2 separate regions of the Homo sapiens genome follow, and region 2 is linked to region 1. A link is a contact called in ENCODE Hi-C or POLR2A ChIA-PET data. All regions are on one chromosome and are shown on one strand. The core of a region is the stretch at or near the end of the contact, and the rest is flanking DNA. Distances in the headings are between cores, read along the strand shown.

Evidence for each region. Hi-C counts contacts between places; a loop is a spot of excess contacts on that map. ChIA-PET counts read pairs that join two places held with the same protein, here RNA polymerase II (POLR2A). Pooled maps may share reads with other maps.
Region 2: a loop to region 1 is called in a pooled map, with 2.3 times the contacts of the local background. The contact joins the promoter of TRMT1 here to the enhancer-like site in region 1. A Hi-C loop is called at or near these places in 1 of 168 maps with a recorded cell type or tissue (natural killer cell) and 12 of 50 pooled maps. POLR2A ChIA-PET finds 5 or more read pairs at or near these places in 17 of 52 experiments (A673, AG04450, B cell and 14 more).

Annotation. Positions count from the first base shown.
Region 1 is chr19:12,976,125-12,980,504 of GRCh38, forward strand. No RefSeq gene overlaps it. Among named protein-coding and RNA genes, the nearest start is that of DAND5, 8.7 kb to the left of the region's middle. Within about 2 kb of position 1,852, at least 3 of the 41 ENCODE cell types and tissues checked have a DNase peak (open chromatin) inside an H3K27ac peak, as active enhancers do.
Region 2 is chr19:13,114,455-13,118,834 of GRCh38, forward strand. It overlaps TRMT1 (tRNA methyltransferase 1), which reads right to left and starts at 2,286. Exons shown (of 17, transcript NM_001136035.4): 1 at 2,199-2,286; 2 at 1,692-1,977; 3 at 1,543-1,598; 4 at 1,172-1,314; 5 at 825-1,012. The coding sequence starts at 1,945. NACC1 (nucleus accumbens associated 1) reads left to right here and starts at 3,810. Exons shown (of 6, transcript NM_052876.4): 1 at 3,810-4,000. RefSeq lists enhancers at 2,280-2,469, 3,430-3,579 and silencers at 3,620-3,819, 4,370-4,380.

The sequences.
Region 1 (4,380 bases), core at 602-3,101:
CTGCAGCCTCAAACTCCTGGGCTCAAGTGATCCTCCCTCCTCAGCCTCCCGAGTAGCTGGGGCTACAGGCTCATGACACCACGCCCAGCTAATTTTGTTTATTTTTTTGTAGAGACAGGGTCTCACTGTGTTGCCCAGGCTGGTCTCGAACTCCTGGGCTCAAGCCATCCTTCTGGTTTGGCCTTCCAAAGTGCTGGGATTATAGGCGTGAGCCACCACACCCAACCTGATGGGGTGTGTGTGTGTGTGTGTGTGTGTGTGTAAATGCACAGGGGTAGGTTGGGAGGGGTATCAGCTTTGGGAGAGGCCATGTGCAGTACTGCTGAGCTCCTCAGCTATCCCTTTGTTTCTATCTTCGCCAACTCCTGCTACGTGGCTGTGATCTGGAGGGCTCTGAGGACGGCTTAAGAATCTGGATTTTGGCTGGGTGAGGAGTCTCACGCCTGTAATCCCAGCACTTTGGGAGGCCAAGGCAGGTGGATTCATTGAGCTCACAAGTTCGCAACCAGCCTGGCCAAAATGGCAGAACTATGTCTCCACAAAAATATATTAAAAATTAGCTGGGCGCCGGGCGTGGTGACTCATGCCTGTAATCTCAGTACTTTGGGAGGCTGAGGCGGGTGGATGACCTGAGATCAGGTGTTCAAGACCAGCCTGGCCAACATGGCGAAACCCCGTCTCTACTAAAAATATAAAAATTAGCCAGGCGTGGTGGCGCGTGCCTGTAATCCCAGCTACTTGGGAGGCTGAGACAGGAGAATCGCTTGAACCCAGGAGGCGGAGGTTGCAGTGAGCCAAGATGGCGACACTGCACTCCAGGCTGGGCGACAAAGCAAGACTCCATCTCAAAAAAAAAAAAAAAAAAAATTAGCTGGGCATGGTGGTGTGTACCTGGAACCCCAGCTACTCAGGAGGCTGAGGTGGGAGAATGGCTTGAGCCTGGGAGGCAGAGGTTGCAGTGAGCCAAGGTTGTGCCACTGCTTTCCAGCCTGGGTGATAGAGCCAGACCTTGTCTCAAAAAAAAAAAAAAAAAAGAAAGAAAGCTCTCAATTTTGTAAGGTAGCCTTTGGATTCTAAATTCTTGGAGCTAGATTCTGGGTCTGGTGGATTCTAGTTTTGAGCAATAGGATCTAGATTTTTGGAATCTGAATCCCGGAGTATGGTTTCAGTGGCACCATCATAGTTCACTGCAACCTCAGACATGTGCCACTACACCCAGCTAATTTTTAAGTTTTTTGTAGAGATAAAGTCTTGCTATGTTGCCTATCGTGTCCCAAACTCCTGGCATCAAGTGATCCTCACGCCTTGGCCTCCCAAAATGCTGAGATTATAGCTGTGAGCCACCACGCCTGGCTGAGTTCGTGGATCTGGAGTATAGATCTTGGTATGATTGGAATCTTTTTTTTTTTTTTTTGAGATGGAGTCTCACTCTGTTGCCCAGGCTGGAGGGCAGTGGCGCAATCTCAGCTCACTGCAAGCTCCGCCTCCCAGGTTCAAGCGATTCTCCTGCCTCAGCCTCCTGAGTAGCTGGGATTACAGGTGCCCACTACCACACCCAGCTAATTTTTATATTTTTAGTAGAGACGGGGTTTCGCCATGTTGGTCAGGCTGGTCTCGAACCCCTGACCTCAAGTGATCTGCCTGCCTTGGCCTCCCAAAGTGCTGGGATTACAGGCATGAGCCACCGTGCCCAGCCCGGTATGATTGGACTCTAGATGCTGATCCTGGGTCCTGGGATCTGGATTACCGGCTCTTAGTTCTGTATCTGCGTTCCTGCTTCTGGACTTCAGTCTCTGGGCCTGTGTGCTCTGTGTCCTCTCTGTCCACAGCTCCAAGTTCAGCAACTGGGCGGCTGCCTGTCGTCCCTCCATGGATGGGTGCAGAGACCACCTATGGCCACCAGGGGACACCCTTGGTCTACATTTGGTCCAAGCTGCCCGACTGGAGGAGGAGTCTGGGACCACTGTGGCCCAGTTGGACTCAGCCCTTTCAGGAGGACCAGGGGCTGGACATCACTTTCCCCCACTTCCATCCCAGTCTCTGCTGGGACCTGAAATCTGTCAGCCCCCACTGACTCAAACGTGGAGAACTGGACTGAGCACCCCCACAGTGTTCTGAACAGTACCGTGGGACAAGGTGCCTGCCCAGTGAGTAGGTCAGACCCAGGGTTGAAGCCATGTGTGTCCATGAGGGTGACAATGAGTGTCTGAAAACGTGTCCAGGTGTGAAGGCGAGGGTGCACCATTCATCAGGAGTGGCCACATATGACAGCATTGCTAAGAAGTGTGAGCCTGGGAGGCGCGGTGGCTCAGGCCTGTTGTCCTGGCGCATAAGAAAGTGAGGCCCAAGGCCGGGCGGGCGGATCACGAAGTCAGGAGTTCGAGACCAGCCTGACCAACATAGTGAAACCCCGTCTCTACTAAAAATACAAAAATTAGCCTGTCGTGGTGGCGCGTGCCTGTAATCCCAGCTACTTGGGAGGCTGAGGTATGAGAATTGCTTGAACCCAGAAGGCGAAGGTTGCAGTGAGCTGAGATAGTGCCACTGCACTCCAGCCTGGGCAACAAGAGCAAGACTCCGTCTCAAAAAAAAAAAAAAAAAAAAAAAAGTGAGGCCAGGCGTTCAAGCCCTCATCTATGTAACAAAACAACAACAACGACAACAAAAATGTGAACCTGTGTGTTGGATGGTGTGTGGCCACCACTCACTGTATTCACATGTCTGATAAGGTCCTCATGAGACAGTGCACCTACACGGTTGTGTCTATAACTGGGAGATGTCACCAGGAGCCCTTGTATGAGTCCGTGTCCATGTCATATTCATGTGTCTGCGTCTATGATTGTGTCACTAGGAATCTATAGGTATCCATAGGTATGACTGGGACCATCTAGGGGAAGTGTCACTGGGTGACGGTGTCCTGGAGTGTCAGAAACAGTGTCCTGGCTGGGTGCAGGACCTGTAATCCCAGCACTTTGGGAGGCTGAGGCGGGCAGATCACCTAGGTCAGGAGTTCAAGACCAGCCTGGCCAACATGGTGTAACAGTGTCTCTACTAAAAATACAAAAATTAGCCAGGCATGGTGGTGTGTGCCTATAATCCCAGCTACTAGGGAGGCTGAGGTGGGAGAATCGCTTGAACCTGGGAGGCAGAGGTTGTAGTGAGCTGAGATCATGCGCCATTGCACTCCAGCCTGGGTGACAGAGCGAGACTCTGTCTCAAAAAAAAAAAAAAAAAGAAGCAGTGTCCCAGCACTTTGGGAGGCCAAGGTGGGAGGATCATTTGAGCCTAGGAGTTCAAGACCAGCCTGGGCAACATAGCAAGACCCTGTCTCTACAAAAAATTTAAAAAATTAGCGGAACATGGTGGCATGCACCTGTAGTCTCAGCTACTCAGGAGGCTGAGGTGGGAGGATCACTTGAGCCCAGGAGTTCAAGGCTGCAGTGAGCTATGATTGTGCCACTGCACTCCAGGCTGGGTACCAGAGCAAGACTTTGTTTCAAAAATAAATAAATATGGCTGGACATAGTGGCTCATGCCTGTAATTCCAGCACTTTGGGAGGCTGAGATGGGCAGATCACCTGAGGTCAGGAGTTCGAGACCAGCCTGGCCAACATGGCGAAATCTGGTCTCTACCAAAAATACAAAAATCAGCCAGATGTGGTGGCATGTGCCTGTAATCCCAGCTACTCGGGAGGCTGAGGCAGGAGAATGATGGAACCCAGGAGACAGAGGTTGCAGTGAGCTGAGATCGCACCACTGCACTCCAGCTTGGGCGACAGAGTGAGACTCCATCTCAAAATAAATAAATAAATAAAATAAAGAAGCAGTGTTCCTGAAGGCTGAGCCTCTGTGTCAACAGTGTCTTATCAGGGGCTGTGTGAAGGTGTGTAGGACAGAGGGTATGCTTTCTGAGAGTACCAAACCAGGGTGAGTGGAAGGGGCAGGTGGGACCAGAGACTCTCAGAGCAGGGAGCTGGGGTTGTTTCCAAGTTTCTCTCCTTCATTCCCTCACATCTGGGTATATCTCACCCTCCATCTTGCTATGTCTTTTTTTTTTTCCCTTGGGACAGGGTGTGGCTCTGTCACCCAGGCTAGAGTGCAGTGGTGCGATCATGTCTCACTGCAGCCTCAAACTCCTGGGCTCAAGTGATCCTCCCACCTTAGCCGTAGCTGGGACTACAGGTGCAGGACACCACGCTTGGCTAATTAAAAAAATTTCTTTTTTCTTTTTCTTTTTCTTTTTTTCTTTTCTTTTTTTTTTGAGACAGTGTCTCACTCTTGTTGCGCTGGCTGGAGTGCAATGGTGCAATCTCGGCTCACTACAACCTCCGACTCCCAGGTTCAAGCGATTCTCCTGCCTCAGCCTTCCAAGTAGCTGGG
Region 2 (4,380 bases), core at 1,036-3,535, 140 kb after region 1:
AGGAAATCGAGACCATCCTGGCCACCATGGTGAAACCCCATCTCTACTATAAATACAGGTGGGTGTGGTAGCAGATGTCTGTAGTCCCAGCTACTCAGTCGGGAGGCTAAGGCAGGAGAATCACTTGAACCTGGGAGGCGGAGGTTGCAGTGAGCCAAGATCACGCTAGTGCACTCTAGCCTGGGCAACAGAGCGAGACTCCGTGTCAAAAAATAAATAAATAAATAAAAATAAAAATTAGCCAGGCGTGGTGGCACGTGCCTGTAATCCCAGCTACTCGGGAGGCTGAGGCAGGGGAATGGCTTGAACCCGGGAGGCGGAGGTTGCAATGAGCTGAGATCGTGCCACTGCACTCCAGCCTGGGCAACAAGGGCGAGACTACATCTCAAAAAACAAACAAACAAGCAAACAAACAAAAAAAGGCTGTGAGCCCCACAGGCTATAGTTTGCCAACTCTTGCGAAGGTCACCAATTTTGCATGTTTTGTTTCCTGATGCATTTCCAGTTCTTGAAAACGGTGCCTGACACATAGCAGACACTGGATATACTATGGCTCATTTGAATGAATAAAAGGAGTGTAAGAAGTTAAAACAGAGACCAGGATGCTACTTATTTCTGGCACAGAGTATGGATCATACCATAATTATCTATTACTCATCACAGCAACCCCTGTAAAACTAATTTTCTCAGTTGACAGACAAGGAAACTGGGGCTCAAAGAGGCTAAGTCACTCACTCAAGGTCACAGAGTGAGAATGTGACAGAGCCAGAATTTGACCCCAGGCAGGCTTGTCCCAGAGCTAGGCTGTGATGCCCAGAACCTACCGGGCATCTGCTTGGCTCGGCTGTACCAGGTGGGCCACGTCATTGAGCTGGACATTCCGGCGTATGAGATCCACAGCCCGGGTGGAGGCATCGTTTGCAACCACAGATCTGAGCCCAGGCACCTCTAGGGCAAATCGAATGGAACGTAGGCCTGAAGCTGCCAGGCCTTCCAGCACATGCAGGCCTTCCTGTTGGAGTAAGCAGAAAACCTCCCTCACATCTCCACCTCCATCCTCTTCTGGGCCCCAAGGAGCCCCCACCACCCACCTCCTATAGCTCTCCCCCTCCAGGAGCCCTCTGTCTCCCGCTAAATTCCAGGGCTGCCAGCTCCTATGCTCAGGCCCCACCTCACAGATCTCCCCCACGGCCGCTGTGCGAGGTTGGTCTCCTGAGGCCAGGTTTTCACTCTCTTTCAGTTCAACCTTTTCCTCCTCTTGCTCTGACAAGTCCACGACCACTTTTTGCGTGTCCTTCTCTCCTGGAACCTTGACTGCAGCCACCCAGAGGCACAAGTCAGAGAATAACAAGGTCCCCTCTGAGAAACCTCCCCTTAATCTCCAAAATATCGTCCCTGAAATCCCTGCGGAAAGGCTGAAGGAGCAGAACCCAGGGCCTGCTATGTGGCTGAAGCCCCTCTGGATTTGGGCGGCAGAAGAGCCCAGGCAGGGAGATAAACTTGTGTGACCCCCGCCCACCAGAAGCCTGGACCTCCACTCACTCTGGATTCCTTTGGCCCCAAGCTGAATGCGAGCAAACTCGGTGATCACAGCACATCTGGTGGGAGACAGAGGACTAGCTCATACCCCGCCCCCGCCATCCACACTGACCCACTAGCCGATGCCAGGCTAACGTCTGACCCCTGCTCACGTCAGGTCCCGATTGAATTCCTGCACCGGGTTATAAAAGACCTCGTTGGCACTGGGAAAGGCGATTTTGGCAGCCCCCTCGGTGACTGTCGTCTCCTGGACTTCACGTGGACGTTCTTCTCCGTAGGGCCCGGTGCCGTTCTCCATCGCTGCTGTATTCGGCAGCCCTGGAGACTGCCACTCGAAAAACCGGGCTCTAGAGAGCACCCGGGCGGAGCGGAAAGTGAGGCTTAGCCACAGAGACGATCCTTGCATGAGACATCCGCTGGCGCCTCCGCCCGCCAAGCCTGGTTCGGGGGGCGGGGGAGGGCACAGAGAGGGTCAGAGAGCCGCATTCCGGGCCCGGGGATGTCCTACATATCTATGAGGTAGGGACTAGGAAAACCTGCGGCCTCGGTAAGCTGATATCCCCTCGTTTTGGGGATGACTGGTCCCTGTGGAGCCGATGCCCTCGTGCAGGCCCGCCCCGAGTCCGAATCCCTCCCCGCGCTGCCTAGCCCGTCCTCACCTGCTCTCGTAGCCACAGAAAACCGAATTAGTCAAGGTGCACGTTTCCCGAATTAGGACCTGGGCGCCGCCATGTTGGCACAGTGGGTGGGCGAATCACATGATAGTGGTTGGCCAGTCAATGAGGAAACGTACGGTGGGCGGCCGGGATCAAAATGAAAGCCATAAAGGAAGCGCGCTGATCGTGCTGTTCCGGGGGTGTTAATCACAGTGGATCCCCTGGGAGAGGACACGTCCCTAGTCCCATTTCACAGATGAGGAAGTTGTGGCTCAGAAAAGGGGCGGTAAGCGGAGAAACCCAACACTTATTGGTCCTCTTCTGTGTTCTGGGTGCTATATACACATTATTTCAGAGCACCCTGCAGGAATGACTCAGGCTCTGGAGTTGGATTTACCGGGTTTGAATCTCAGTCCCATCACATGCTCTGGGCAGGTTACTCCCGCGGCTTCACTTTTCTTACCTATTAAATGAGAATCGTGGTTTCTCAGATAGAGCAAAGATTAAATGACAGATTCCTGGAAAGTGTGCAAAGAACCACTCTAACATTGTAAGCGCTCGGTAAAGTTCTAACCAGTGTATGAAGGCAGGACAGCGAAGTGGTCCCGGCTACCTGGGTTCCAGTCTCAGCTCGCCCTGCGACTTGTTAACTCTGAACTTAAGTTACCGCTTTTGCAAAATGGGCAGAACTTTTTTTTACCATTTGTTACTGGGTTGTAGTGAGAAGTAAACGAGTTAGTGCAGGTAAAATGCTAACAGAACCTAGCATCCGGTAAGCATCATAAAAGTCTTAGGTCTTATTGTCGCTTTTGAGCCTGTGTTTAAATCCTGGCACCTACCATCACTTCCTTGCTGTGTGATGATCTTGACCAGCTTTCTTCATTTCTCTGTGCCTCCTTTTCTTTCTTTCTTTCTTTTTTTTTTTTTTTTGAGACGGAGTCTCGCCCAGGCTGGAGTGCAGTGGCATGATCTCGGCTCACTGCAACCACCGCCTCCCGGGTGCAAGCGATTCTTCTGCCTCAGTCTCCCGAGTAGCTGGGATTACAAGCGCATGCCATCACGCCCGGCTAATTTTTGTATTTTTAGTAGAGACAGAGTTTCACCATATTGGCCAGGCTGGTTTCGAACTCCTGACCTCAGGCGATCCACCCACCTCGGTCTCCCAAAGTGCTGGGATTACAGGCGTGAGACACCGCGCCCAGCTGCCTTTATTTTCTATAGTGTGTCTGTAGCAGTTCTCACTAAAAAATGTTACTGTGTAGTTTAAACGAGCTAATTCCCATAAAGAATGTAACGCAGTGCCTGCCACAATAAACAGCAGTCATTATTGTTTTTGTTTTACAGGAAACTAAAGTTCGGAAAGGTAGAGCGACTTGCCCAAGGTCGCGGGACTAGAAGGTGGCGGGGCCAGGATTCGAACCATCGAGCTGAGCCGACGTACTGGCGAGGATCCCCCAGGGGCATAGAGAGGAGACGGAGCCGGTTAGAAGGGGCGCGCTCGGAGCTCGGCTGGCCTCGCCTGGAGGGCGGGGCCCGAGGGCGGTGCGCGGGCGGGGCCGGGGCCGCTCCTCCCTGGCCTGGCTGCGGCGGCAGCGCGGCTTGCGCTCGCTCGGCGCTCGGCTGGGGCGGCCTGGCCCACAATGAATGGCCGCCGCGGCTGCCGCTGCTGCTGAGGCGGAGGCCGCGGAGGCCGCGGAGGCGGAGGCCGAGGCCCCGGCGCAGCGGGGCGCGCCCCGGGCCCAGGCCCGGCCCCAGCCGCCGCTGCGGAGCCCGCCGGGACCCCCCGGAGCGCGGCCACGGCGCAGGTGAGGCGGCCCGCCTCAGGCCCGGTTCCGGCCTCCTCCAGCCGGGGCGGCCCGAGGGCTGAGTGGGGAGGGCCTGGGTGCTTTCTCGGACCGAGGAGGAGCCGGGCCCGCAGCCTGCACTGTGCCCGGGCAGGCGAGTGTGTGGAGGCCCAGCTACCGCGGGCGGCCTTGAGCGTCCAGCCCGAGCTTCAGGGCTTGGGGGCGGCAGGATCGTACCTGGACCGCTCCCCCGTCTCCCAGCGAGGGAGGGGGCCAGGTCGGGCCGGGGCAGGTACCGGGGATCCGGGGAAGTTGGAGGGTCCGAGGCGGAAAAGTGAGGAGGTTCTCGTGGATGCCGGAGGGGGAGGGGGAGGGGGAGGAGGAGTCGGGCTCCGGCCAGG